Regions from separate parts of the Mus musculus genome. Here regions 1, 2, 3 and 4 are each linked to region 5. A link is a loop called in an ENCODE intact Hi-C map of the cell type or tissue named here. Cell type or tissue: left cerebral cortex. All regions are shown on one strand. Links, peaks and the distances in the headings refer to the core of each region. The heading gives the core; the rest is flanking DNA. Region 1 has its middle 5.6 kb from the start of Gm40399. Region 2 has its middle 30 kb from the start of Gm40399. Region 3 has its middle 26 kb from the start of Gm40399. Region 4 overlaps Gm34923 (a long non-coding RNA gene). Region 5 holds the start of Arl4a (ADP-ribosylation factor-like 4A).

What was found. Hi-C counts contacts between places; a loop is a spot of excess contacts. Peaks named below come from ENCODE experiments on the same cell type or tissue, not always from the same donor. Only the 100,000 strongest peaks of a DNase experiment are listed, where the experiment ranks them.
Region 1: it touches region 5 in a loop (5-fold over the local background); 7 of 42 quality-filtered maps call a loop at or near these places.
Region 2: a loop joins it to region 5, with 8 times the contacts of the local background. A loop is called at or near these places in 2 of 42 quality-filtered maps.
Region 3: it touches region 5 in a loop (4-fold over the local background); 4 of 42 quality-filtered maps call a loop at or near these places.
Region 4: a loop joins it to region 5, with 9 times the contacts of the local background. A loop is called at or near these places in 36 of 42 quality-filtered maps.

What each region holds. Positions count from the first base shown.
Region 1 is chr12:39,953,216-39,959,226 of GRCm38, reverse strand. No RefSeq gene overlaps it. Among named protein-coding and RNA genes, the nearest start is that of Gm40399, 5.6 kb to the right of the region's middle. In left cerebral cortex, for the core only: no CTCF peak of the experiment used is centred there; DNase peaks (open chromatin) are centred at 1,111 and 2,611; H3K4me3 peaks cover 523 bases.
Region 2 is chr12:39,917,869-39,923,879 of GRCm38, reverse strand. No RefSeq gene overlaps it. Among named protein-coding and RNA genes, the nearest start is that of Gm40399, 30 kb to the left of the region's middle. In left cerebral cortex, for the core only: no CTCF peak of the experiment used is centred there; a DNase peak (open chromatin) is centred at 3,039.
Region 3 is chr12:39,973,399-39,979,409 of GRCm38, reverse strand. No RefSeq gene overlaps it. Among named protein-coding and RNA genes, the nearest start is that of Gm40399, 26 kb to the right of the region's middle. In left cerebral cortex, for the core only: no CTCF peak of the experiment used is centred there; DNase peaks (open chromatin) are centred at 1,026, 2,480, 3,309 and 4,954; H3K4me3 peaks cover 197 bases; H3K27ac peaks cover 2,231 bases.
Region 4 is chr12:39,507,120-39,513,130 of GRCm38, reverse strand. It overlaps Gm34923 (a long non-coding RNA gene), which reads left to right. Exons shown (of 3, transcript XR_381461.2): 2 at 2,356-2,395. Among named protein-coding and RNA genes, the nearest start is that of Gm34923, 17 kb to the left of the region's middle. In left cerebral cortex, for the core only: CTCF peaks have their summits at 2,990 (motif pointing left) and 4,122; a DNase peak (open chromatin) is centred at 2,960; H3K4me3 peaks cover 395 bases.
Region 5 is chr12:40,034,337-40,040,347 of GRCm38, reverse strand. It overlaps Arl4a (ADP-ribosylation factor-like 4A), which reads left to right and starts at 2,361. Exons shown (of 2, transcript NM_001039515.1): 1 at 2,361-2,510; 2 at 3,515-6,011. The coding sequence starts at 3,602. The coding sequence ends at 4,204. It overlaps Arl4aos (ADP-ribosylation factor-like 4A, opposite strand), which reads right to left and starts at 2,271. Exons shown (of 3, transcript NR_166749.1): 1 at 1,843-2,271; 2 at 528-661; 3 at 1-243. In left cerebral cortex, for the core only: a CTCF peak has its summit at 2,785; DNase peaks (open chromatin) are centred at 3,502, 3,904, 4,302, 5,547 and 2 more places; H3K4me3 peaks cover 4,099 bases; H3K27ac peaks cover 3,616 bases.

The DNA.
Region 1 (6,011 bases), core at 456-5,455, 81 kb after region 5:
TGGCAGCATGTACAGAACTAGGTCAATATTCATCAGCACACTTGTAAGTCAGATTCCAGGGTATAGATGCAGATGAGTGAGTTGCATTCTGCATGAGGCAAGAGGAAGAACCCCTCTTTCATCCCTTGGGGTGACAGGTTGTGAAACTATGAAAAAGAAAAAAAAACATGTACCCAGATAAAAAGATATCCCTAGTTAAGAGGTAAAGACACAGAGTGGTGTTTTTGTTGTTGTTGTTATTGTTGGAAAAATCAAGACAGTATGCCATGATAGAAATAAAGAGATTGAGTTTAAGCATTAACCTTCATTTTTGCTGGTATAGTTTCTCTTACATGATCAGTTGCTTGAAAATTCTATTTTATTTTTTAACTTTTTTTGGGGCAGTAGTTAAATCCCAATGTTGTGTCATTCTTTCATAAAAAAGGACTTCACGTCAAAGGGAAGCAAACAAGGGTGACTTACTACCACATGAACATCCCCCTTTTGGTGGGTGTCATTGTAGAAGTGAAGGAATTCTGGAGACAACTGTTAACAGACACCATGATACTCATGCTCTCTTTTCTAGGTGGCCCGTCTCCCCCTCCACTTTTGAAACACTTTCCTTTAGAGCTCTTTATGAAACCCTTGTTATTTGATCTTTAAGCCAAGTAAGCCAGTGCAGAATACAACAATCAAAGTGGAAGTGTGTTTACTTGCCTCGTTCTGAGTAATAAGATAGGTGGGACAGACGGGGCACTATTAAGCCAACCAAGATCCCAGTACTAGAAACCATTGTCCTTATGTCAATATTTATTGTTTGGTTTTAATTAGAAGCTGCACACAAAGCTTTAGCTCTCTCCAAGACAGAATGGGAAAGAACCACAGATGCATTTGCCTTTTCTTCTGGCATGTTGGCTTTTACAGTTTTATTTTATTTTTTCCGACTAGCCATCCGTGCAATTCCTGTTCTCATACCCAATGTTGTTCTCTCAAAGACATCTTGCTGGTTCAACAATTATTAAATGTTGCTTCCCGGTTACTATGACCACCTGGCTAGTCTGGATTTTACTGTTGGCAGTTGGAAGGGGAGGGATGGTAGTGGGTGAACAGCCATGATGGAGTAGTTCAGCCTGGCATGGCATTATGCCATGCGTCTTTTCAACCTTTCTCTTTTGCTGGAATCTCTGGCTCCCCTCCAGGCATCCGTCACTGAACAGATAGTTTGGCAGTGAAGGAAGGGGGAGAGACTGAAGTGGAATTCAAGATTCAGCAGACAGTTTCCAGCCTCCTTCTCTATATTAGCTCCTAGTCTGTTGCTCTGAAGACCTTCACTCTTCCAGCAGACACTATGCGGGATTTGGGGCTCAAGAGACAAGACATTTTTGTTATGATTCCAGTTAACTTTCTCCTTAAACAGTCACATTGTAAGGGAATTTAAAAAATCACGAGTCATTCCATTTCTGCTATTAATGATAAGAGCATCACCCACTAGTGCCATATTTAAAGTAAGCAGGTCTTACAAAGGTGTGTGTGGTTCTACTCCATGAGACCTGTTTCCCTGTAGTGTGCTGTGCCTATGGTTTTTGTTTGTTTGTTTGTTTGTTTTTTGTTGAGTCGGAATCCTCAGAGCAATGGTTTGCTTTTTTTTTTCCGAGAGAGTTGACCTAATGACACTCTTCCTCTAATAAGAGTGGGATTTAAACTGTGCTTTTTTTCAAACATTCATTTTATGTGTATGAATGTTTTGACTACACATGTGCACATGCATTGCATGTGTGCCTGGGGCCCCCAGAAGCCAGAAAAAGCCATCAGAGTGTCTGGACTGGAGTTACAGATGGTTGTGAGCCACCACGTGGGTGCTGGGAACTGAACTCAGGTCCTTTGCAAGAATAGCAAGGTCTCTAAAATCCTGAGCCATCTCCCCTGTTTTTAAATTGCACTTTAAAAGAAATATATTCTTTAGTATTTTTGCTGCACAGACCGACATTACTTCCTCTCTCTTTGATTATTCATGGCTATAATTATCAAGCTGTTCCTATTTGTTGACTGAATATTTTACAATTCCCAGTTCCAATATTCACGAGCTATCAAAGTAACATATGAGCCTTGCAGTAAAGCATGAAATATTGTAATCTCTTTTCACCAGGAAGGCTTTTGGATGTAGAAAATTCCTAGATCTCTTCATTAGAGTGCCAGCTGATAGAGTATTCCTCAGTGTTCATTGGAAAAAAAAACCCACAACAAAACAAAAAAAGCAAAAACTGTGGACCTGTAGTTCTGGAGAATCAAACTATAAATTAAATAAAGTATCTGTTATACAATCATAGGAATTGTATTTTTATTTGATCAGTTCTTACTTATGCTACTTGTGTGAATAATTTGACCGATATTTTTAGTTTCTCTTCAGCTAACTGGCAGCAGTCCGTCACAAATCTATTTGTGAGGTACCTTGCACAGGATAAAATGTTATTTTTCCTTAGTGTGCTCTCATTTGATTACAATTGCAGCCGGGCTTGACTGCATTCCATCCATAATTAATCGTCACTCCGGTATCCAGTGGCGGGAGGCGAGTGCTGCCTGGCTTACATCCTTAGATAAAGGGTTGCCACGCCAGCTGGCAAGTGAATGGGGCCTTTCACACTGTGCCTAATGGGCGCAGAGGCTGAGCTGTCAGGGGTGCTCATTCAACCGAACCGTGCCAGAAAAGGCCCAACTTGCTGCCGTTGACAGTCTCACTGGCACCTCCTGCTTCTGAGGAAACACCATTTACAGAGGGGTTTCATTTCACCACGTGATTTCACTTCCTCTCATTGGACGATAAAACGTATTGGTCGAGATAGGATACGAATTCTTTCCTGGCTTTTCCAAAGAGGCCAGATCATCCATCCCCTCCTTCGTGAATACTGAGCTGTCATCTCATCATTAAATGACTGCTTCTTGGCCATATATAGTTTGACAGTCTTCTTGGGTAAAGAGTAGGAAGGATTAAAAAAAAAGCCTACCCATGCCCAACCCTGAAGTTTACTTTTGAGCACTGGGGTACATGACTTTTTGATTACTGGTGCAAAGAGATAGATGATATTCTTTATTTTGTTTCTGAGACAAGGTTTTGCTCTGTAGCCCTGATTGTCCTGGTATCCACTATGTAGCTGAGCTGCCCTTGAACGTGTAGCAGGCCTCTTGCCTCAGTCTCCTCAGTATTGGTATTGCAGGTGTGTGAGGCCAGGCCCACCAAGATTTAAATAATGTGTTACTTAATTCACTTTCTGCAGAATGGCCTTAGCAATGAACAACATGGCTAGTCTCATCGGGCATGCACTGTTGCAGAATCTTATACAATACCACAACTTTAACCTAGTTCTGATTACTCAAGCAGAATTGAATCCAGATTTTGAAACCTATCTGACTTGGCAGCCATGCAGGTGAATTTGAGGGAAGTGGGTCAAGTGTGACGGACCCAAGAGATAGGAGATGGACTATAATAAAAGGCTCATGGGTTTATATTCCATATAACATAAAAGTCAGAGGAGGGGGGTTCTGACAAATCGTTGGCACATGGAGAAGATGAAGAAAGGAGGTAATAATGGGTCTATTTCCATTAGAAAAGGTCTTTCTGGGCTGGAGAGATGGCTCAGTGTTTAAGAGCACCGATTGCTCTTCCATAGGTCTTGAGTTCAATTCCCAGTAGCCACATGGTGGCTCACAATCATCTGTAATGGGATCCGATGCCCTCATCTGGTATGACTGAAGACAATGGTGTACTCATATACATAAAATAAATAATTAAAAAAAGTCTTTCTTATGTCAAGAGAAACTGAATATTAAGATTTTTATCTGGCTCTAGGTTTTATGCCAACAACCGCAAAAACTTCAATTAAAAGACATTATTAGCAAACCAGATATGGTGCTTATAACTGTAACCCTAGCACCTGGGAAGCTGACGCAGGATATCTAGGAAAGGCCAGGTTACAGGAGAGGCTTTGTCTCAAAACCAAGTTAAAAACCACCACCACCAAAACAAAACAAAAGAAAGCAAAATAAAACAAAACAAAAAAGACCCAAACAAACAAACGAACAAACAAAACCCAGACCAGGTTAGGCTATGCCAGGGCACCCCAGACCAAGATATGATATATAAAGTACTTAAAGCAATAGTGATTCATTTAATCAGATGAACATGTATATCTTTTCTACACAAGTGTCCTCAGAGACTGTCTCTTGTGTCACTTATCATGAGAGAACATCAATGCTCATCTATGAAGCAGACGAAATGCAAGTGTTGGATAAGCGGCATCGGTCTTTTGCACTCCTCCCCGCACTGCAGGCCTTGTCAGAGAGCATGGAATGGGCGACAAGGGAGATGTTCTCGTTGTGCTATAATACATCGGCATCTCCACTTATTCTGCTGCCTAGTTTATGATGCTAAAATGATTACGGTTGAAAACTATATTACACCATTAGCTCAACAAGGTAGTCTGTAGTGCAATCGCAATGCAACCTAGATTTGGAACCCCCAAAGATATTTTGCTTTGCATGTAATTGTGAAGGAAATTCAAACTACTATTTTGTGGGGGATCTAATTTAGATTCACTGCCATGAGACTATAGAACATTTGCTAGTCTTTTTTTTTTTTTTTTTTTTTTTTTGAGATGGGGACTCATTCTGTAATCTGTGGTGGCTTATGACTCACTATATGGCTCAGATTGACCACTGCATTAAACTTGCATTATCTTCTTGATTTAACCTCTTAAGCGCTGGGAATGCAGGTGTGAGCCACCTGCCACGCTGATGTTTTCTTCTTCTTCTTCTTCCAAACTCCAAAAAGCTGGTTCACTAGAAACTGTTGTAAATGTATCCTATGAATTGGCTGGTGGTGCTTTTAACAGAAAGCGAGGTCAGTGGCCAAAATGCAGTCAAGGCTTCAGGATGTAGGAAGTTAGTTAGTTTTTTGTTCCTGGAAGAGACGTGGAAACATGGAGCAAGCCATCATTAGAGGAGCCTAGACACTTCTAAACATTGAATTATGCAATTGGTAATGTGTGATAGGGTGTTCCCGTCTACAAGGCTCTGTGGAGGCATGATCACAACCCTTTGCACTAGGTAAACTTTGAAGATACTTTGTGATAATTGAAAAAAGTGTAGACTTGTTCAGAATATTGGATAATTCATTTACATTAATGTTGATGATATCTTAAGGATGGAGGACATGGTGGTATCACATGGGCAAAATGTCTTAACTTTGGAAACATTCATTCTGAAGAATTGAGAGGCAAAATGTCCAGGTCACAGTGTCTTGCTTCAAATGAGATGGCAAAAGAGAGGCCAGTCCTGTGTGTGTGGGGAGATGAGGGAGTTCTGAAAACTTTTATCATCTTGAATGCAGGTGAGGGGTATATGTCTTATTTGTGTTGTGTTATAATCTGTTAAAACATTTATTGCGTTTAAACATTTATAATAAATTAAAAGTAAATAGCACTGTCAAAAACAAGCAGATGACAACATGGTATCGGAGAAGATGCCTGGTAAGTGCACACGGCTTCCCTTAATTCCTCTTAGGACAGATGAAAATGTGGTGAGTATGAGGAGAACTCAAGTATGCTGCTGATTTTTATCCAAATTATCAGAGAACATATGGGAAGGGGGTGCTCTGTCTATGGAGGCAAGAGTACAGTTTTGAGTGTCATTTCTCAGATGCTAGTTATCCATTTTTAGAGGCAGGGTCTCTTATTAAACTGGTACTCACCAAGGAGAACACCAGGGATCTTCCTGCCTCCCACTTCCTCTACCCTTCCCCACCTCATCGCCATATCTGTTGTTACAGGTATGACACTTGTATTTGTTTTTTAAATGTGGGCTCTGGAAGATTGTACTCAGATCCTCATGCCTGAGAAGGAAGAAGTGCTTTATTGACTGAGCTATCAATCTAGAACTATCAAGGTATCTAAAGGAAGTTAAGCAGTTGCCAGGCCAAATATATGCGAGTAGATAACTAGGTAGGGAGTTTAGACTGAAAACAGAGCAAATTCAATCTG
Region 2 (6,011 bases), core at 394-5,393, 120 kb after region 5:
CACACACACACACACACACACACACACACACACACTATATTAAAATTTTAATCCGACAGGCCAGGAGTGGTGGTGCATGCCTTTAATCCAAACACCTAGGAGGCAAAGGTAGGCCAAAGCCAGATACAAGTTCTACGGCTACACAGAGAAATCTGGTCTAAAAAAACAAAAAAACAAAGAAAGAAACAAACAAAAAAAAACCCCAAATCCCCACGAAATCTGAGACTTAACTCAGGAAATATACAAGGGGGAAAGAATGGACACAAGAAGAAAGGCTGATTATATTTTCCCTAGAAGTAAACTAAAAAAATAAAACATGAAGAGGATCATAAGTCTATAATGCTTGAATGATTCTTTATAGAGTAGACAAGTTTCTGAACACAAGATGTGCAGCTATGCATTGGTTTTTATTCTGAGACGTCTTTGCCCATAAGTTGTGTGCCCCTGAGTATGAGATCTGTAACTCAGCTGTGTGTAGAGATACATAATCTTTCTCATTAGTGTACAGCTCAAATATCTTACAATTATCCATCTACAGTGAATAGATATTTGAGCCAAATTTAGTTTTACATGCATGCTGTGCAATTCTTTGAATGGAGAAAATCTCCATCATTCCTGGTGTTAAGCTTGTTTGATAATGGTATTTTTAAGCTTGTTTGATAATGGTATTTTTAGTTTAAGTATACACCACAAAATGATATAGGCATCCATTCTGATCAGCTGTTTGAGGTTTTCAGATGCCCCACATGTTCAGCCTTGCTGGGTATTGTCAGTTGTTTGCCTCTAAAGTTCTGTTCTATGTATCATAATAGTCAAGGGTAGTTTAATCGAAGTTTTCCTGATTATTCATGTGCTAGCTCTTTTCCATACATGTATCACCTTTGATAGTTACAACCACACGAAAACTTATCTTGGTCATTTCTCCTGAGAACTTCATGTTTTACTTTTTAACTATTATAAAGCTAAATTTTAGACTTTTTTGAATGCAGAGATTATTTGCAGGTAGACTCTGGATTATCTCAGAGTATGCAAGTTAAAATATCAGAAATGTGGTCTGATGTAAAGTAGTTTCTCTTTCCAGTTGGAGACTTGAACATAGTGAAATGGACTACCATCGGCCAATAACAAACCATCAAGAAAGCACACAACTAGACTTTATTTTCCTGATACACATATGGTAAGTTGCTAGTTTGGAAACCATGTCAGAGATGGCCCATTGATTTTATTACTGTGTGGCCAAACACCATTATTAAGAATGGAGCAAGTTGCTTTCAGAGGTCAAGTATACCCTTTATGAAGTGTACTCAAGTAGAAACTGATGCTCATTTGCCAGAGAATAAGAACAGAGTTTTGAATTAAAGTGTAAATGTAACTAGTTTAAACTAAGTTTCTTCTAAACAATGAGATCACTTAATTTTAGGAAATGGGGATTTTTTTTTTAATACAAAAATGCCAATTGCAGGCCTTGAGAAATGGCTCAGCAGGTAAGAACACACAGACTAATAGTGAACCTGAGTTCAATTCAAAGTGTTGGTATCAGGAGCTGACTTTACCATTGCAAAACACCTCCAAACCCAGCCATACATTCCCAACGTCCATTTAGTTTACCTCCCGTCTTTACCAGAGAGCGGTTATATCACAGCCTAAATAAAAGGCAGACCCTCTTGAGCTTCCCACTCTCTCTCTTTTTCTCTTTTCTCCTTTTGTCTCCATAGCTCCCTCTTGTCCCCTTCCCCCACAATAAAGCTCTCTCACGTGGAACTGCATTGGCTTGGTGTGGTCTGTCTGGACATGAGCCTTGATTCTAACACAACACAAAGAACCTGTGTTCAATTCCAAGCACCCTGCCTGGTGGCTTATAACTCTAGTTCCAAGGAATTCATGCCTTTTTCTGACCTCCAGGAGCACCGGGCATGCACCTGATATACATACACATACATGTAAGGAAAACACCAGTACAAATAAAGGAAAGTAATGTTAAAAATGGAAAACAAACCAAACCAACCAACCAACAAACAAAAACCATCAGTTGCACGTCTCTAAAAGATGCCATGATGTTCATGAACCCAGCCAGTCTTAATAATGACTCTGTATAGCAAGCAATACACCTTAATTTCTATTTTATGGATGAAGAAAATGGAGGGCTGAACTTGTTCCAGCTGACTAGCTCCTGGCAGAGACACTTGGCATTGGCCTTGCTTCTCAGTTACTGTGTCTTAGAAGCTGGAATTTATAATCCCCAAGGAACAGGTTGAGCAAACAGATATCCAGCTGTGGGATCAAGGGTGTGTTCAGACGCTTGGCGTTATGCATATGATGTATATGCACATATTTATATCTGATATGTGTATGCCTATGCATATATATTCATTTGCATTGTTTATGGGTGAGATATAGTGTTGGGGGATAATATACAGAATATGCAGGAGCTAAAGTAAATATTGGATTTATATCATGAGGACATCAAGGGCTTGGAGAGAAGCAGACAGACGGATAAGATGACACAAAGAACACCTGTTAAGGGGAATGAGTACAAAGATAATGGCTTCTTGAAAGCCTCTGTTGGCTATATATTGTGGTTGAGAGACACTGAAAGTGAAGTTTTACTGGCACTTAAAAATTCTCTGTGCATACATTCTATATGGCATTCCTTAAAAGTTAGAATAAAAATATTTGAGGGGACCCTTTTACATCAAAAGAAGAAATGGGCAAAAAGGCACAAGAAGACAGTCATTTGTTATTTAGCAAAAATGTCATTATATAGATGTGCCTAAAAATTCTGTTAATTTGTGCAAAAGCCCCTAAATCTTAAAATGGTTATTTTGCTTTATCTAAGCTCCCAACTGTTTGGTATGGATTCAGTAATACAGGTCTATGTTTGTGGCTTTCTATCTCGTAGAGAAGTTTAGATTTCCAAAGAGAAACGCTTTGTGCTGTCTGTAGGCATTGAAAGCCAGACTGAGAATCCTGTTCCTTTCTTGCTGTGTTCAGTGGAGCTGTTGTTTTATCACTTGCCAAGTCGTGGCCACCTGTGGCTCTGCCTTGGCAGCTCTGCACTCAGCAGGCCAGACATTAGGCTCACAGGAAAAGCCTCCTGAAGCGGAGCAAAAAAACGCAATCCTCTCACATGACCAACACTCTGATCAAAGGATTTGCTGAACACATGAGCTGACGTGTTTGCTTCGAGCAGACACTGTCCACTGCTTTTGTTGGCAACGCTGCCAAAGGCTTTTGCACACAAACAATTAGTTGCAAGTCATCTGATTTTCCACACAGGAAACCCAGCATAGAATAGACAGTCCTCTAAAGATTTATCTTCTCTTTTCCTGTTGTGTGTATTCTGTTAAACCTCAGTCACTAATAGACTAATGACGAAGGCCTGGGATCCCTCTGGGAAGTAGCACGTAGTCTCAGGGTTTCTCTAAATATACTTAAGAAGCTTAAGTTTGCCATCTAAGACTCAAGGTGAGCTGAGATGAATCAGCAAAAAAAAAAAAAAAAAAAACCTGGCCAAGACTGTGGAAGTGTAATTAACTCGCTCTTTTAGAAGATTTTTGATACCTTATTTGTATCTGTTCTTGGTAGTCAGGGATATGTCTCTATCTTGTGCCATTTTGAGCTCTTCTCTTCCTTTACAACATGGTTTGATTAAGAGAATGAACTTCGTTATTTAACGGTGGGCAAGACTATTGATTGGGTATAAGCTAAGTTATAAAACTGTTTAAACAAACAACTTTACAGGCTGAATAATTTGCCATGGCTTAGCTTCCAGGAGACACCCTGGCAACTCTTTAGCCTTTGGGAAAATCTCTGACACATAACAATGCAGGAACATTACAGCCTGGGATCTGATGGCATCTAGCCCAGCTAGACAACTAGATTACTAGGACAGCACATTTTACATGCTTCTTTGAGTTTCAATATTCCTATCTCTGAAAAATGACAAGTATATTAACAACAATATTTATAATGGCAAGGTACACACTTATAAATGTCAGTTCTTAGGCAGAGGGCAGAGGGCAGAGGGCAGAGGGCAGAGGGCAGAGCGCAGAGGGCAGAGGCAGAGGCAGAGGCAGAGGCTGAGGCTGAGGCTGAGGCTGATATGTCTTTGTGAGTTGTAGGCTAGCTAGAGCTGGAGAATGAGAACTTGCCTCAACAGAATCAAACCACACCAACAACACTACCACAGTATTAACAAAGGCCAACATCCGTACCATACTTTTTACATGCCTCATGCTATGACTATAATAACTTATGTTTGACCTCACAATGAGAAGTCTACTGTAATATTTGTTTTACTGATGAAGAACTGAGAGGCACAGAGGTTAAGCTGCAAATCATCAGATTTAGAAAGTGGACGAACTGGATGGACTGTGAACATAGGATGCTGTCTACAAAGCATATGTACTATACCATCCTTACGATGCTGCTACTTTCTGACTGGGTGTTCATATAGACGTAGATAAGACTCTTACAATGTCTTCTTCCATTCATCTTACTGTGGTGGTTTGAAAAACGACCCTCATAGACCCATTGGGGGAGTGGTATCACTAGGGGCTTTTGTCTTGTTGAACACATAAGGTTTTATTGGAGGAAATGTGTCACAGGAGGTGGGCTTTGAGGCTTCAGAAGCTCAAACTATGCCCAGTGGCTCACTGTCTTTTCCTGCTCCTTGCCAATTCGGATGTAGAACTCTCAGCTACCTCTCCGGCATCAATTAATTCTGCCTGCATGCTCACCATTCTTAAGACCCAGTCAAAAGCATAGAATACTTTTGAGCCTTGGGTGAAGACATGGCATTCAGACTTGCTCTAAAGAGTACAGCATTACATACTATTTTCTCCTTCCTTAAGGGTTAATCCAGCTGGGATGTTAATCACCTGGCCAAAAGACCATCATCCAGAAAGACCAATTCATCTAAAGCCATGCTAGTGAAACGGGAGGCACATTTTTTTATCTCCCTAGTAAGACAGCATGCATTTTCTTCCCCGGTGTGGTCACTTATGAAGCTGTTGTCATGCAGGTCTGCTTAGTCTGTTCTTCTAAAATTACTCAGAGAAGTGAACCTCTCCCCTCTTTCCATCCTGTTTCTTTTTCCTTTTGGATACTAACCAGATCCTAGGCATGTCTTTATCTGATGTTCTGGACTTTCTCACTCTTTTTCTGAAGCGTCTCCCTGCCATGAGACAGCTTATCCACCATGTAAGTACTTGGTGACATTATACTTCTTAACTTTAATAGAAGAATTTAAAATGGGCTCAGAAGCTAGTTGGAAGCTATTTTATAAGCATTTAAATGTAAAACAATGTGCCAGGCAAGCTGTAAATCTTCTCTATCCCCCTTCTCTTATCAATGAGTTTAAGAACCTTAAGAGGGGCGTCAAATTCCCTGGTGCTGTGCAAAGGAAGATGGCTAGCTGCACTCCTGTGCTCTTGTTCTCAGTCTACTAAAAGTATCCCTGTTGGGACAACCAACAACTGCCTTCAGACATTGCCAAGTATCTCTTGGACGGCAAAACCACTCCTTCCTCAAGAAGGACCATGCTTTAGAGTAAGAAAAGCACCACGTATTTGATGTTGCAGATTATTGATTATAACACTGATTGAATACAAGTTGGTTTTAAATGTTAAAATTTTGGAGTTGGTGCCAGTGATGGCTTAGGGGTTAAGAGGACAGGTTGCTCTTCCAGAGGACCTGGTTTGAGTCCTAGCATCATACATTCAAAAATCATATCTTCGCTATTTCCTTTAAATACCAATTTTCTTATGGGTTCAATCCATCACTTAAAATGTTGGGGTGGAAATAAAGTAAGAATGACCCCTAAACTATAACTTTGGACTTCAAATGTGAGAATGAAGAAATAGTAGTTAAAGTCACCCTTTAAAATATTAGGTTAGCAACACAATTCCACACTCGCCTCTGACAGGTGTGATATCTTTGTACAGGACAATGGCTACCAAAGTGATTTGGGACCCTGGGAATTTGTAACTCAGTGGGCCATAAAATACAGT
Region 3 (6,011 bases), core at 412-5,411, 61 kb after region 5:
GAAATAGACATGGAGCATGAGGTTGGTCATCAGTGAAGCCAATGCTGTGAGCTGGTTACTAGAAAGAATGTTCCCATGACAGAGTTCCGAACTAAATGGATTCTCACCACACTGTGCCTTACAGGCTCACAAGATCCCTGAGATCTGGATGAGTCATAGGCGAGAGTGGGCGTAAGTGTTGGTAGATAGCACATGCTCAATAAACACTTGTTGCATGAATGATCCATCTGGTTTTAGGTGCAGGGAGAGGAAATTTCTGTTTTTATCCAAGTATACACAGGCATCAGTTTATACTTATTGTGCTCCATGAAAACTAATTTCTTAGAGTAAACTGTTTTGATATCAGAGTTTTTTGACTAAATAATAAGGAACTAAAGTTTTAAATAAAATTAGTTGCATTTTAATATTTAAGACTTCCAGAAACTTTAACTACAGATTATGGTTTTCTGATATGTAGATCAAGTGAGTACATTTTTCCAAGTTTATCTGATTAGAAAGCCCATTTCTTAACAATCATGTTAAAACACACAAACATACAAACACACACAAAACAACCACTGTTTTTCTTAAGTGTCTCCTGGACTCATGCTCAGGAGAGGACACAGGTAAGTTTTGGATACAGAGTAAGGCGAAATTCAAAAGAGTAGCAAAAGACATACATAGATTCTGGTAGTATTAAGAAGAAAGTTATCTTTTTGAAGTTTCTAGGATTTCAAAAGCAAAATTTATAGTAATTAGGCAATCTTCATTTTTATTAATGTTCCTGCCTAGAGCTGAGAAGCCAAGAGTCAAGAATTCTATTTAATCTGTATCTATAGCTCAAGGCTGAGTTAGATAAATTTGGAGAGTATGGGATGAAATGGATTAGGGGGTGTAGGCAAGCGATTGCCAGAGTCTATACATCATTGAAGCTTCCTGTAATTTCTACTCGATTTCCCAGAAGCAGAGCTATTGCCTGTGTGTGAAGAGACTGGGGAGGGTTGTGGGAGGAGCATCCTTGCTTCTGAGTCCATTGCTGTGTCTCACCCTCCCCACCCCCAACCTGAGGGTGGAGTGTGTGCTTGACTCACTCTCACATAGACAACCTCTTACTACACTTGGAATATGGAATGAGCTCAGTAAAACTGGAAGTGAACTAAGTCACGAGAACAGAAAGAGAAAAGGCAGACCTTGTATCCTCATACCACTTGTCCTCCCTAAAATGACAAGGCCAGGCAGTCCTGTCACCCCCAGAGTGATCTGGGGACGTGGGAACATTGCTTTCTGCAGGATGATGTGTTGTTCGTATTGCATAAGATGTTTTGTACCATGTTTCACAAGCGTTCTAAAGACCGGTCCCTTAAGCTGTCCTTTGTTGTTGACAATGAAAAGGCAAGGCTTTTGGCCTTTCTGCTTGGATGAGAAGATTACCGGAAGCCCAGGAACCACACACAGCTCTGAAGGGAGAAGGTGTCCCAATAGAAGGGCATCCTGAGACACGGCAGCCCAAGAACCACAGAGCTCAGAGAGGAAGCCTCCTCAGTATTATAGCTTCTAGGGGAGAATAAGACCAGCTGAGCTGAGGAGCTCAGAGGCCTTGGCCCAGCTCGTTCTATTCTTCCCTTCATTTCTTCATTTTTTTTTTTTTCAAGACAGGGTTTCTCTGTGTAGCCCTGGCTGTCCTGGAACTCACTCTGTACACCAGGCTGGCCTCGAACTCAAGTGCTGGGCTTTAAGCTTCTTTTGATGAGAGAGTCACACCAAGCAGCAAATCTCATACAAGAGATTTATTGGTGGGTCCAGGGTGTGGAGAGACAAATCCAGGAGTGGCTGCCTCTGCTCCCAGGAGGGAGCGGACAGCAGGTAATTGGACAAAGGGCAGAGCTTATCAAGGATTTTTTAGGGGGCAGCGTTTTCCAGGGCACAGATTTCCAGGGTGAGGATTGGTGAGATTTCAAGTCCTAAGCTTGGGAGAGCGCAGGGATTGGTGGGTATCTGTGGAATGTTCAAGGATTGGTGGGTTTTTCTTATTCAGGGATTGGTAGCTCTTGCTGAGACTTTTACCAAAAATTAGCATAATCTGGAGAAGGTCCTATTGAGGGGCTGGAGATAACCTTGTGACAGTTACAGAGGGTAGAAAGGGCATTATGACAGGTCTAGCAGAGGGAGGCTGGCTGCTGGAGCTACTTAGGCAGGGGGCTGTCCAATTTCTTGCTATGGGGGTTTGCCAAGTTTACAAAGTATACAGAGTATACAAAGTTTACAGATGAGTGGTGTGAGTGGCCAACAGGTTGCCTCTACAGTTTCAAAACTCATCATTCTGGTTAAGTCCAACTAACTAAACAACTAACTAACTAAAGACTATGAATGCTTGTATTTCCAGAGAGTTGAGAGATTGAAGATCATGTACGGGTGATACCTTTTCCCCCCTCTCTCAGTTCTTTGCTCAGGAGGAAGTGTGATTCCTTCCACCTCAGAGTGATGTCATCACAGTAGAAGCCAACAGAATTCTCCTGAAATGAGACTCCTGGAAAAATGCATTCAATACTAGCATTGAATTCACAGAGGAAGAAGGAAAGACCAAATGGAGCTGTATAGTTTTAGAAACTTAGAGAATTTCCATAGCTAGAACATGACTGACGTAGGACAGAAGAAATCTGAAACGGCTGTGATTTTATAGAAAACTCCAGGGATACACAGATACCAGTATATTCAATACTAGTGTGTATCTATGCATTTTCTGTTTTGATTGTTGATTATTTAGTCAGGCTCTCCATGCCAAGCATGTGCTGTACCACTGAGCTATATATAGCACCAGGCTAAGATACCTGTTATTACATAGCACCATCTTGTAACATCCCCTGCCCCACCCCCCAGCCCCCAGGGAAGATGGGAAGTCTTGCTTCATGATTCCAACTCAAATACATCATGGGGTTTCTTAACCAAACCTTTCAGAACAGAAAGTATAATCTCTGCTACTTGTATCTCCATTTAAAGTGGATTTTCTCCTAAGTTGTTTTCCGGTAGACGACAAACTGATTTCTGTGTCCATTTCTGCTATTTTGAAACAATTTCTTTCACTGTCATGATGTTGATAGGCTCGTGCAGGTACGGACTGATTTGGTATCCGTGGGTTCCTCTGCTGCCTGCTGCTCATTGTTTGAGATACAAGTAAGAAGCACATTTCACCCTATTACATCTACACAAAGGCAACAAGAAGATTAAAGCTGCCACCCAAGCCATTGTTTCCCATTTATGCTCATTTTCATGTTGCCTGACCCCCTTATGCATATAATAATTATTCCTAGATTTCTGCAAGCCGTGACTGCACTAAAATAGATCACAGCATCGGCCCCGTGTTCTGCTTACATTCAGGATGAGGGCTCTGATGAACTGCTCATTTCCAGGAGAGGAGTTTCCATGGAAACTCGGACAAAGGGAAGGCAAAATAATTCTTCAAGGCACACAAGAAAAAAATTCTACCTTTCTTTGTATTTGCAAGCACTCTGTTTCCTGAGCAGATCAGCTGGTTAGTGCTACCCTGGCTCTCGAGGAATTCCTGCCTAAGGGCGGTGGGGGTGGGGTGGGCAACAACTAAATATTAAGAGATCTATAAAATAGATAGGGTGATAAAAAGTTATTTCTCCAAAAGGCTTAAGCCCAGGAATTTATTCATTATTATTATTATTTAACAACAAGACTTAAAAGAATCAAAGCATATATTTAAATACCCACTGAATTTCTAAATGTGGGCTTGTTCTTCAAATTCTAAACTTCCTGAAATAAATAGGCCTTAAGAAGAAAGCTCAGGGCAAAACAAAGGGATCAGTGATAGGAGGCAATTCTGTGTTACCTGAAAATACAGATCAAGTAAGAGTAAAAGACAAATGAGATCATACATGTGGAGTCAAATGAAGTCATGTTCATTCCCTTGGAAAAAACGATGTCTCTCTCATTGGGTTGCAGACTGCCTCATTTATATTTGTACCCTCCACGGTGCCAGACCAGTGCTATGAAGCTGTCTGGAGACAAGTCTAATGCAGGAGGGGATACACCAGCTCTCTTACAGAGTTAGTCAGCACTATGTGTAACTACTGACACTTTAATGCATCCATGGTACAATACTTGCTTGTTGCATTTGATTACAATCATGTTCAGGAAAAAAAAATGTCTCTCTTTGATGTATTCTTCCGGTAAGGGGCCTCAGAGTCATTACAGAACACACCCAGATACTAAGTTACCCAGACACTAAGTTCTCAGAACAAAGGAGATTTACTACCCTGGAGTAGTAAAAGCATGTGGGGAGCTGCCTCTGGATTGGACAAAGGCAGCAAGCAGCATGTGTTTCTCTGCAGAAAGAAACACATTTAAGGGAAGTCTGCACTAGGGTGAGTTGGTACGTCCTGATTGAACAGGCTCTCCAATAATGAATTTTGATAGCTGGACCTTGGAGATCAATCTCAGGAACGGGTCAGTGGCCAACAAAGGGAATAGACCTTGGGGGCTCACTTTAGGAATGTAATCTAATGGTTTAACAAAAGGAGGAAAGAGGGGTGGACAAGGCTTGTCATGTTTGCCATGCTGGGCTGCGGGCGCTGCTGTGAGAGAGCCCATCATTTCCTGCAATAGCTATAATAGTTCATGTATTATAAAGGCACATAAGTCTCTGAACTGTCAGATTCAAAAGTGAAACAAAAATTACGAAAACACAAACAGTAAAACAATGATTGGAAATACTGCATATTGTCAACATACTCAGGTTGAGGGTAGATCTGTTTTTTGTTTGTTTTTAAATCAGAGTCTAGAGCAGAGAAAAATCAGTCAACCTAGCACTGTCTGTGTAGGCAAGATAGGTAAAGCCTTTTAAACCCAAGATGCATTTATCATGCATGGGTCCTCAAGGATGTGAGATGTGACTAAGGCAGACAAGTGGGTAAATACATCCAGAGGGAGGGAACATGTCAAAGGCAGGGAGTTGGAAGAGGACCAGTGTTGTAGGCATTCTGTGTAGGTCTCAGCGAGACAGTAATGGAAAGGGGTGGGAAGGCAGAAGGCAGTAGCCTTCTTGGGTGGTTTTATGCAAAGCTAAGAAGTTCAAGTTTTGTTGAAATGTGGGTAAGTCATGGACTGATTTCCACAGAAGAATTAAGTATTAACCCTTTCCTGCCATCATGTTGGAAGAGTTCAGGAGGGAGGAAGTCACTGATAACAGAGAGATCAACTCAAAGAACAAGGGGATGGCATTGATAGTGGAGAAATGTCTGTGTCGCATAGCTCGGCTGTTGTAGACAGAAGCGGAGAGGGGATTAAGTCTGGAGGAATGCTGATAGTGGAAATCATCTACTTAGGTATGTTTCTTTAAAGAAATGGAGGCTGGACTGAGCTTTGCTTGCTGGGAAAACGGCAGCATCTTTTAGTGAAATTAGTTTTCTCAGGGTTGAAAATGTTCCCTCAGTGGCTCCTGTTAAATGTATGGCCAGCAGCCTGTGACACTCTTAGGATGAGGGAACCCTTTGGTAGGTGAGGTCTACTGGAACGGATGTAGGACATTGGCAGTTTGTCCTTAAAGTGGTTCAGCTTTCCCTGATTGCTGCCAAAATTAGGTGAACAGAAACCGTCAGCACTGTGACATCGCAGGCCCAAAACACCAGAGCCAGAGAGGCATAGACTGGATCTCTGAAATCACGAGCCTGAGTAAACTTTCCTCCTTAAGTGGTTGATCTCAAGTATTTTTCACAATGAGAGAACCCTAACACACAGTTCAAGGGACGCTAAAACAGAAACGTATAGACACCAAGGCTACAGCTTCAACTTTGTGCAGCCTAGATGATTGGTCGCAGTAGGTCAGGCTAACTTCTTAATGCTTTGGATTTGTTTCTTGAGATGTTTTCATGTAGTTATTTGGAAGATAAAATGAACCAGTGTTTATAAAACCTTTACACACTTGCTCAGTCTATGTTTTTGGAGCATTTGTTACTGTGTACTAGGATAAGGAATTGGGACCAAGTTCTTGCCTTTGTAGGACATCTGCT
Region 4 (6,011 bases), core at 357-5,356, 530 kb after region 5:
AAACTGAGACATGTGGTGGGTATTTGAGTGGCCTAGGATAAAGTAAGCCATGAAGAAATAGCCCCATCAGAGGAATGGATACAGAAAATGTGATACATTTACACAATGGAGTACTACTCAGCAATTAAAAACAGTGAATTTATGAAATTCTTAGACAAATGGATGGATCTGGAGGATATCATCCTGAGTGAGGTAACCCAATCACAAAAGAACACACATGATATGTACTTACTGATAAGCAGATATTAGCCCAGAATCTTAGACTACCCAAGATACAATTTGCAAAACACATGAAACTCAAGATGAAGGAAGACCAAAGTGTGGATACTTTGTTTCTTCTTAGAAGGGGGAACAAAATACCCATGGAGCAAGTTACAGAGACAAAGTTCAGAGCTGTGACAGAAGAAAGGACCATCCAGAGACTGCCCAACTGGGGATCCATCTCATATACAACCACCAAACCCAGACAGTATTGCACATGCCAGCAAGATTTATCTGACAGGACCCTGATATATTTATCTCTTGTGAGGCTAGGCCAGTGCCTGGCAAATACAGAAGTGGATGCTCACAGTCATCTATAGGATGGAACACAGGACTCCTAATGAAGGAGCTAGAGAAAGTAACCAAGAAGCTAAAGGGGTCTGCAACCCTAGAGGATGATCAACAATATGAACTAACCAGTACCCACCAGAACTGTGTTTCTAGTTGCATATGTAGCAGAAGATGGCAGGTTCTCTTTAGGGCATGCCAGCTGTGCTATGGTTATGGAGTCTCTGTTGAGGATGTTCCATTTTACGTCTATAGCAACTTACCCTTTCTGCTTTTCAAAGCACGTATTCAATTTATTTGCTCATGTTGGATGGTATGAGAAAACATGCAGCCAACTTCTTAAACCAGCATCTATTTCATCTTTGTAGAAAGACAATAATAGTGCATACATATATATATATATACATGTATATATATAATTAATATAATAAAGCATTTTAAGATGAAAGCAGGAATCTCACAATTCACAGTTGAAAAACATGCCATTTAGTTTATTTATTCCATGTTCGCCTGTCAAATTGTCAAAATACATTAATGCTTTCATATTTAAATAAGCACAGTATATTAAGGAGTAATTTGTCGCTGAAGTGGCCAAGTATCCCCCAAGCAGCAAGAAGTTGACATTCAAAAGTTAGAAAAATATTTATAATGTAAGTGATTTTCTTAAAATGTAGTATAATATAGGAACAGTAAAATATTAAGACAAATGAAAACATAAATGTTGAGAATTCGGCATCATAAAGTCTCTGAAACCATCCCAGGACTAGCTTTCCTTTCTGTTGTGGTGCTCAGATTTCTAGCACCACAGGGCTGTTTATCTCCAGCTAAAGTGACTGGCTGTGGTGCTGATCACTATAGATAGTACAGATTAACAGAACTTGAAACAGTCTTTACAAAGAAATCCCTTTAAATCTTATGTCAAAGTGAACGTCTCAGGATATCTTAGAAAAGGTTAAAACGTTTCGGGTAGATGCAGACATTCTAACTTATGCTCTCGTATTCTCTATCATGCTCCCAGAAAGCTGTGCCAGAAAACTGCTGGAGATGGTTAGAAGACTGCAAATGAAAGGCAGGCAGAATGAGAAAGTGCTCAAAAGCAAGTGGCCCTGTTAGCCTTGCCAGGTCCCCATCACCCTATAACGTAGATGGCTGCCCCTCCTTCATTCAGAGGAGCTTAATGCTTCAGCAGGTTAGCACTATCTCTCATGACTGAGGAAACTGATGGACTAGACAGATAATATGGTGATGCAAATAAATGTCCCCCTAGCACAAGCTGATGTAAATAAAAGTCCCCCTACCCCCCTACCACAGCTGGTGCCAAGTACTGTGATGAATACTGTGGTGAAGGAAGGCAGCTGCCACCCACCCACCAACTATTGGCTAATTTGGGCTCTGTCACCTGGTGACATATCAGTCCATGTCAGATTGCCATTTACTATACTATATAGGAGGAAAACTTGTGGTACCCAGACAGTTCTGAGCCTTGTGTGGTCATGTCCATAGGTTCACTGCTCTGGGTGAATTGTCACAGCCGACCGGAGCCTTGATGCTCAGAGAGTGCTCTGGAGTCTCGCACAATGCCTGGGAAGAGCTCACAAGCAAAGGTGGGAGAACTTGCCGTTCCCCCACTTCCCAATCCACTGTGAAGCAAATCAAATGGAAAGCCTGCGTGGTTGTTGCTCCACTTTCCCTACTTGATTCACTTTCCTGAAAACTGTTTCTGGAGATTTTCCTCAGGCACAACTCAACTGTGGGACCAAAGCCCCACAGAAAGAAGTAGAACTGATTTGGTGTTTTACATTCTAGGTTCAAAGAAATGACAGGCTGACTCTAGATGGAGGAGCAGGTGAGTAGTCACAAAGGAGTCCCTTTCCCTTAGAGGCCCAGTCACCTGTCATTCAAATGAGTGGTGTTCTAGAAACAATGTGGTACACAGTGTGTTCCAGGCCTGCTTTGTTACAAGGAGCAGCAGGCAGGGAAGAAAGGGTACAAACTCCATGGGCTTCTCAGTGGGGAGAATTTGCGAGACTGCAGGCGCTCACTGAATCAGTCCTGTGCTCACTCTCCTGTTCTCTTCTCTCCAAGGAATCTCCCCACAGGAGCTGCGATCTGTCCCTTCTCAGGGACTCCCATTGCTCTAGGCATTATTTTCTCTGCGATAGGACTGGAGTAGAGCAGACTTGAATGCTGGGATTATAGGCATGCACCGCCTTGCAAACTCGCTCTCACAGCTTTTAGAAGAAGATCCTTGATTGCAATGTGTGCACTTATTAACGGAAAATTTCCCGAAAAGTCACTGGTGAATGAGATAGCCCCAAAGGAAACGAGATTTTTTTATTCCATGTATGCCTGTCAATTGGTCGCACTGCTGAGTGAAAGATGTTGCTGTAGAGTGGGAACGCTTTAAGTAGGAAGCACAGGTTCTGTTGTACTACGCTGACACCTAGTGGCCACATGAAAGCATACATCGGAAGGTATTGTCTATGGAAGCCTTATGTGCCATTTAGATGCCTAGTTAAGGAGTGCCATGTTTTAAAAGACTACAAGCCAATGAAGTGATTTAAAGGGTGAAAACATGATTTCTTCTTTGCCTCTCAAAAAAACAAACAAAACAAAACAAAACAAAAAACCAACCAAACAAAAAAAAAAAAACCCAAACTTATCAAAGCCTAATGCACCCATTTCGAAATTACTGTCTGCCTTCTTGTATTACAGTTATTACAGTTTGCATCTGTGGATCTATCTATCTATCTATCTATCTATCTATCTATCTATCTATCTACTTATTATTGTCTTTTTCTTCTATCTGTAACATGACTCTGTCCATGCTAAAAATGATATTGTGAAATGTAGAGTCAACGTAGGTACACAAAGTGCTTTCAGCCAATACCTACTTTTTTCTTTCTGCCTCTGGAGTGGAAATGGCTTCTGTCTTTCTTCCGTCCTTGCTGTCGTCACCAAATACCAGAAATGGCAGAGAGGTCAGCTGTAAATCACAGCCTTTAATTGACAAGTGCAAGTTTCGCTTTCTCCTTCCTGTCTGGTCAGCAAAGGGTGCAGGGATCCCTAGAGTCCCTTCAGACCCTGCTTATATACACAGACAACACACAGATTGTGAGTAACTGATAAAGCAATCAACAATCATACTGGCTTCCTTATTTCCTTAGTTCATACCGACAACACAGCAGTCTGGATTTTGACAGCTCCTTCCCAAACCCCCATTTACCATTGGCTTTTGGCTCCACCGCACATGCAGAATCGGAACTTAATCACAGAGCAACAGTTGGAAATCTTAGGCATTTCCACTAATCCAGACACCACCCTCTCTTTGCACTCAACTCTTCAACCATGGTGTGTAAAACTACAACATTCAGTTCAAACATTTTCCGTTTTAATTTGAAGTGATAAAAATTCCTGATTTTTATAGCAAGAATGTAGTGCTATAAGCATGTAATGTTTTCAAGTATGTGAAAGTACATAGGCCAGATTATTTGAAATGCCCTAAAATAGGATAACCCCTCTGCTCTTTTCACCCTTTAAATCACATTGCTAGTTTGTAGTCGCTAGGTGGCAGAACCATGCTCTTAAAGAATGAACATTTTATCTTGAGATAGTTGCGGGTTCATGAGCAATTGTAAGTAACAACACAGACAGAGCTTTATTTGTTATTTATTGGTCTTCTTCAAGGGTAACATCACAAAAAACTCTAACACAATATAATAACCAGGACATGAATGTTGCCTTATTCATGAATCAGCCTTATTCAGATTACCCTAGATTCACTTGTACAGTGTGTCCGTGAAATTTATGGAATGATATCATATGTAGAAATTCATGGATCCACCAAGAAAGTCAATAGATAGAAGTTTCATCTCTATCTATTCATGCTACCCTCTCATAGCCTTTTCATGCTCTCTCCACCACCCTTACCTCTATTTTATGTTTTATATTTTATGTACGTTCACATGTGCATCAGTACTCTTGTGTCTGGAGGAGAGTTTCCTTGGAGTCATCTCCCCATCTTGGGCTTTTACAATCTTTCCATCTCTTCCTTCTCCTCTTCCTCTTCCTCCTCCTCCTTTTCCTCTTTGACCTTTGGTCCATGAGGGGAGAAATTTAATAGAGACATACTATTTAGGGTTAAGTTCTCTAACATCTCTTACTCTCTGCACATTGTCCACTTACGGGTCTTTGGACTCACTATTATCTATTGTCAGAAGGAACTTCTGTGATGTGAGTTAAGTGATTCACCAATCTGTGGGTATAGCAATGTGTCATTAGGAATCATTTTCTTTCTATGCTCCTTTGGCAAAACAAGAGTATTAGGCTTTCTTTAGGGCCTGTGACCTATATAGTCTCATGTTCTTGGCCCTTTTAACAGTATCATGTGCGATTTCATCTCATGAAATGGGCCTTAAATCTAATTAAAGGGTCGGTGGTCACCTCTATAACATTTGTGTTACCATTGTATATAGCACATTTTCTTAATTTCTAATGGATGCAGGAGTCCCAGCTCACTTTGGGCAGTGCCCCGAGTAGTAAAAGAAAAGGAGTTGAACACGATTCAGAAAAACTAAGAAGAGTTTCCTATGGTTTCTCCTTGAGTTGCTGTCTCGCAGTGATAGATTATAAATTGTAAAATGAAATGACTCTTTTTTTTTCTCCAAGTTGCATTTAGTTGGTATTTTATCATGTCATCTGGGAAGTAAACTTAGATAATTTGGTTATGAAAAATGGCCAAATTTTTATATATTAGTTGATCAGTTTCTCTGCATATTAGATGGCAATTGTGTTGACATTTGTCATTTGTATGAATGTGTATGCTGTCTCCTTGTAGTTTGGTTTGTGCTTTCCTAGTGGCTGACTTTGAACACCGTTCCTGTCCCACTAGACATCTTGTATCCTCATCACTGACACGTTGGTGCCATGTTTTATCCATCAACCAGATGCTTTGTTCTTTTTTTTCTTTTTAAATAATATTTTTGTTTTTTGACAATGCCATATAGTTATACAATGACTTTTGATCAAACCCATCCATCACTAACCTCCCTCCAACTCCTTTTGTTGCTCCTACCCCACACCTCTTTCCCGACCTCATGACTTCTTTCTTTATTTCTATTAATAACCTCCTGAGGCCAATTAATGCTGCCCACAAGCACATAGGTGTGGGGCCATTCACAGGGTCGTTGGCAAACTAATATGTGTCATGTTCCATTTTATTTCTTGTTAAATCCATAGTTTTTTTATTAGATATTTTCTTTATTTACATTTCAAATGCTATCCAGAAAGTTCCCTGTAACCCCACCCCCCTCCGCCCTGGATGTGTTGTTAGAGTTCATGATAGAGTCTTCATGCTGGTCTTCTCCCAGGCTTGTGGGTTTGGACCATTTCCCCTTGATGCATAACTTGTATTCTCATTTTCTTAGCAGAATGAAGCATCATTATCTCTTATAGAGCAAGGG
Region 5 (6,011 bases), core at 734-5,733:
ACTAAAAAGTGAAAGTTGTCAGGCCCTAGTGTCTGCCTAACCTTGTCAGTGTCTCAGGAGAGTTTCAAACTTGCCCATATTTAGGTAGATGCAAACTTAACAGCTGTAGTTTCAAACACATTACAACAGATGGCAGTGCTGCCCTCAAAAAATAAAATCTCCCACAGACCCTCCAGATGTTCTCCAGGACACCTCAGGATGCAGCAGTGCAGGTCTTCAACTGCAGCACAAAGGTAACTCCTTCTGGAACAAAGAGCACCTAAGTAAAACACCTACATGGGCTCCGTGCAGCAAAATGAAGAGTGGGATTCAGAAATTTTGTGGCTTTTTAATCATTTGCTGCTGTTTTTATATGGATATTATTGCTTATAGATAAAGCATACAAAACACTTTTCTGTATAGCAGTAGATGCCAAATAATTGAAGCTTTTTAGGGGCACAGATGGTCTGTCTATATTAAATAGTCTTTCTTTCCGTTGGAGTTCTTAAAGACACGTGAAAAATACTTATCTCTCAAATTGAACTCACAGGCTGCAGGCTGCTAGTGGCCGTTCTAGTCAAAAGCTCAGAGTAACACACTGAAGTGCAGCTCAGCAAGATGTTTTCTGCAAGGCTGGATGGAGTCTCACTGTTGTCAGATCTCACCTGCTTTGTGTCTATGACTGCAAAAATGGAACCGAGCATGAAATACCTGTAGGATCTTGATCTCAAAAATACTATAAATGGTGCAGTTTTACCTTAAATTATTTAAGGAGATTTGCAAGCAATTCAAGCTTAATAAAGAATCTCTGTTAAAATTCCCAAGGAGAGCAGTTCTTGAACAAAAGCTTTTCTCCCTTTTTATGTTAATAACTGTAACTGGCTAATGAGAGCCCATACTTAGTTACAATCTTTAGTTCAGATTACATTCAATAACTTTATAGAATATGCCATTTGAGATTTTTCTTCCTAAATTAATGATGCTGTCTTAAAGCTAGGCACTGTGCTTATTATTCCTTAGATTTTTATATCAGCTATTAAAAACAATGGAAATAAGGTGAGCAGTGGTGAGGGTGGTGCATGCCTTTAATCCCAGCACTTGGGAGGCAGAGGCAGGCAAATTTCTGAGTTTGATTCCAGCCTGGTCCAGGGCTACATAGAGAAACCCTATCTTGAAAACCAAAACCAAAAATCAAACAAACAAAACCAAAAACCAAACCAAAACAAAACAAAAAACCCCAAACCCAAACAAACAAGCCCCGAAAACCAAAACAACAAAACAACAGAAAAACTAAACCACAAAGAAACAAAAACAACAGAAAGAAGCCCAATCCTTTCTACTATTCATAAAATAAATACTACTGGCTATGGTAATTTTAAGATCAGGAAATTTCTTAGGAAAGTTACAATCTATCTATCTATCTATCTATCTATCTATCTATCTATCTATCTATCTATGTATCTATTGAGTCACGGTTTACTACGTAGCCTTGGCTGGCCTGCAACTCTCTATGTAGACCAGGCTGGCCCTGAAGCATCCAGATCTGCCTGCCTCTGCCTCTCAAGTGCTTGGCCAGAATCTAGTTTAAAATACACTTTTAAATTGCACTATTATTATAGCCTTCCAGATAAAAATTTCTTGTAGGTTCTACCAAGCTTTAAAATGCCCTTTGTTTGTTTTTCTAAACATCTTTAAAAGATTGCTGGTCACGTTTTATAATTGGTTCATGACCAATTTGGTTCATTCTGTTTTTACAAAGACTGGAATATTCACAAAAACGACAGTTTGCCTCCTAAGGCCAAACATAGTGGTACACAATTACACTATGGAGCCCAATGTGCTTTACCACTAGTCATAAGTTACCAGCTGCAGCTTCATCACCCGTTCTTCTTGGGCTACTGGAAATATTTAGCGTTTCCAAAGTGCGTTTCTTCCTCCTTAATAGGGGCATTGGTTCCTGTTCCAACTTGTGGGGCGTAGACTCACTTAGGAGGTAGCGCTTGGCTTACAAAAGGTAGGCTACCATCCTAGCCAGCACATGCTAGGGAGGGCGGCAGCGCAGACTCCCCCAGGCTGCCTTGTGACGTGACGTAAGGGACCCACCCGGCCAGTGTCCTCCAACATCAAGGACCCTGAATCAACACCGCGGTCGCCCAGAGGCCGCCCTAGGGTGACAGGAAGAGGGGCGGTACCGGCGACGCCCTCCCGCACCCAGCCTGGGGCGGCAGAAAGACCGAGAACCCGCGGCCGAAGCCCCGCCCGTCTGCGCCGGCGGCGGGCGCCGAAAGGGTTGGAACGTGACCTTGTTTGGGCGTTGCTAGGAGACGCGGCCAGCACGCGCGCGCGCGACCCCCGCGGGCAGGCGCGGCGCGAGGGGCGGAGCCGCGGCCCGGAGCGAGGCTGGCGAGCACCGTTAGCCCGGCTGGCGCGCGGCGTCGGCCCGGCCGCCGTCAGGCCTCGCCGCTGCCCGGGGACAGACTCCCCGGCGGCTGACAGCCGCGGAGGCGGGACGACGGAGGACCGTCAGCCAGGTGAGTGGCGCGGGGTCATGTTGGAGAAGAGGCCTGCGGCGGGGCGGAGGCAGTATTGCCGGAGGCGTTCGGTGTGTAGAGGGGCTGGCGCGGCCCAGCGAGCCTGGGCGCACGGCGAGCTGAGGCGCGGTGGGCCGCTCCCGCCGCGTAGGGCCGCGTCACCGTGGCCCATGCTGCAGGTGCGCGAGGCGGCCGAGCGACCGGACCTGCAGCAGGGGCTCGGCGTCCTTTGCGATGCCTGCTCGTTTCCCACTCAGGGCAACAGGTGGTGCCGGAGGGCCGAGAGCGAGCCCTGGCGCTGCCGCCCTGGGAGTGGCAGGCACCCTTGCCAATTAGGGCGCCGGGGCGGGAGTGGCAGGGCGGCCCTGACGCGCTGACCAATGGGATCGCGGGGCCTGGGTGGGCCGTGAGGGTGGGCGTGGCCAGAGGCCGAGTCTGGGCTTCCCTGTGGGGCGTCCGCCAGAGCGGCGCGGAGGTCTCGGTTGAGAGGAGCTGTGGCGTGTTCCTCGCGGGGAGAGAGAGAGAGACACATCAGCCAATGTCCCTCCATTGGAATCCCGACTCCAGCCCGGGAGGTGAGAGCTTTGGTAGCGGGGACGGAGCCAGGAAAGTGAGCCTGGGTGCCGGGTGAGACGTGCCTGGTTAGATCTCCCAGATAGGGCTGCTTTTTTTGAGTTTTCTGCTAAGAAAAGGCACTTTAGTGGTGGATACGGTGACCGGCACCAGATAGTGGCGCCTGGGTTGTCTTCAGAATGAGCTTTTGAGGTTCGGGGATCGTAGAGAATAGAGAAAAGTACACGTTACTGCAGTTAGAGTGGATCGAAGAAAGCCTTTGGGTGACAGTTAGGCATCGTTTGTTTTGGATTGAATACATCTACTACCTCATCTGGTGTGTTTACTCACAGCAAGTTTTATTAAGTCCCTCATGTGCTTATTTTTGGCGAAAGTAGAGAAACCCCATTTTTAATGTGCTCACAGTAATAACTTACTCATTTCCTCCCCAGCAATCGCGTAGCCCGATCACCCAGGAAGAGAAATTGTAAGCAGATAAGAAGAACGCGTTCAGTTTGAGACACCATTTGCAGCTGGAAATGGGGAATGGACTGTCAGACCAGACTTCCATCCTGTCCAGCCTGCCGTCCTTTCAGTCCTTTCACATTGTTATTCTGGGTTTGGACTGTGCTGGAAAGACAACAGTTTTATACAGGCTGCAGTTCAACGAATTTGTAAATACCGTACCTACCAAAGGATTTAACACTGAGAAAATTAAGGTAACCTTGGGCAATTCCAAAACAGTCACTTTTCACTTCTGGGATGTAGGTGGTCAAGAGAAGTTAAGACCACTGTGGAAGTCATACACCCGATGCACAGATGGTATTGTGTTTGTGGTGGACTCTGTCGATGTTGAGAGAATGGAAGAAGCCAAAACTGAACTTCATAAAATAACTAGGATATCCGAAAATCAGGGAGTCCCTGTGCTTATAGTTGCTAATAAACAAGACCTGAGGAACTCGCTCTCTCTCTCAGAGATTGAGAAGTTGTTAGCAATGGGGGAACTGAGCTCATCGACTCCTTGGCATTTGCAGCCCACCTGTGCAATCATAGGAGATGGGCTAAAGGAAGGACTCGAGAAACTACATGATATGATAATTAAAAGGAGAAAAATGTTGCGGCAACAGAAAAAGAAGAGATGAATGGCAGTACCTTTTATATTGGTGTGGAATAGGTTTTCCTGGGTCTGATTTCTGACAAGCTGAAGAGTGTCTACAGCCTGGTTTGCCTGTCTGCCCTCATGGATGCTATTAAAGCTTTGTTTTGTTGAACAGTCAGATACCCAACTCTGTTGCCTTGTGGAAGATGAGTCAATGCAATGCTTCTTAAAGTGGTCTCTTCTCCCTGACCCACAAATCTTTTGGTACTACCATTTTGGGAAGTCAAAAAAGGCTAGTAATTGACCAGAAAACAATTTTGTGGAAATTTGACCTGAAGTTAGTGAAATAAAACTTTGAAGAGTGTATGCCCTAGTGTTTTGTGCTTGTATCTTTTGGGGGGAAGCCTTTGCCAAGAAATTGCAAACGAGGCTTTGTAAACACAAAATGCTAATGAATGGAAATGTTAAGGGAGATCAGTGTGTACACATGCACACACAGCTAAGTTGAACACGCTGCGATAAGAAGGAAGTATTTTTTCTGGAGGTTTTGACAAGGTGGTTTTTAACGTTATTCTGGAAACAATTTAATGCTATCTCTTTAATTCTAGAAAATGTTTAATTTAGTTGGTCTAGCATTAATTAAAATATTTGGGGTATATTCAAGTGCATGGGTTAGTTTTCCTGACAAGCATGTTTTGGTGTATAGTTTTTAGAAATAGCTATGCATCTGTCTACACAGGTTTAAAACAACATTTTGGGGTCTTGGAGCTATTGTAGAAATAGTTCATTGTCAGAAGCGCACTATTACTTGAACCTAAAAAATGACTGATGTAAATATGAGTATGTTGACTAAATACATATGCTTGAATACATGAATGGATTTATAGAGAAAGTGGTGGTGAATTCAGTTAGAGGGAATTACTGTAATACATAGTCTCTAAATGATCTAGTTAAAAGATACTTGTTTTGTTACTATTTACCGGATGGAAACGGATTTTTTTCATATATTTTTGTAGCATTTTGGGAGAAATGAAAGCTTTATAATTACTTGATACACCGTGGAATGAAAATGTAAGGTACCTTTCAGTATGTGCTCTGAGCTTTAATTTTTTTTGTTAATTGGCTGAACAGTATTTCCAGAGCTTCCTAGCTCTGGTTGTAGGAAGAAATGGTACAGTAGTGCAGATAGCAATTAGGAGCCTAGAAAATGAACGGGAGAAGTAGCAAAGCCATTTTAAGACAATTAACTGGTGCTGTTTCTTCTGTAATAAAAACAAAATGAAATTACAAGGAGGGGAGAGCTTTCATTTTTCTCTCCAGGAAGACTTATTTCCAGAAATCACATACAGCAAATCAGCATGTTTCCTATGTTTGAAGCCAACAGCTGTTTGTACTGAAATCACCAAAGGAAGTGCACTTTGCTAACAGGACTCGGTTTGATTTTTGAGCTTTTACTTTTTTTTTTCTTTTCAGTGACACAGGTGAATTTTTGGAACTTTGATTCTTGTTACAAAATGACGTAGCACCCAGTGGAGCGTCCATGTCAAATGTGCCTGTGTTAGGAGTAGAGCTGTGGAGAATAGTTACCAATAAACAGCTGGAGGCATTAGGATAACAATCTCACTTGGAGTTTATATGTATTTCCACTTCTGTAGCTTTTAATTAGATGTGTAAGAAGAACGTTTATCAGCTGGAATGTTTAGTTTTATACTAGTGTGGATTTTCTCTGGTGAGGTTTCCACAGAAGGCTAGTTTCTGGGGGTTCACCCCACCCCCACCCCACCCTTTACTGAGTTCAGTATTCTCCCCCAAATCCCTAGTCTTGATGGGATCATAAAGCTGGTTTTCCT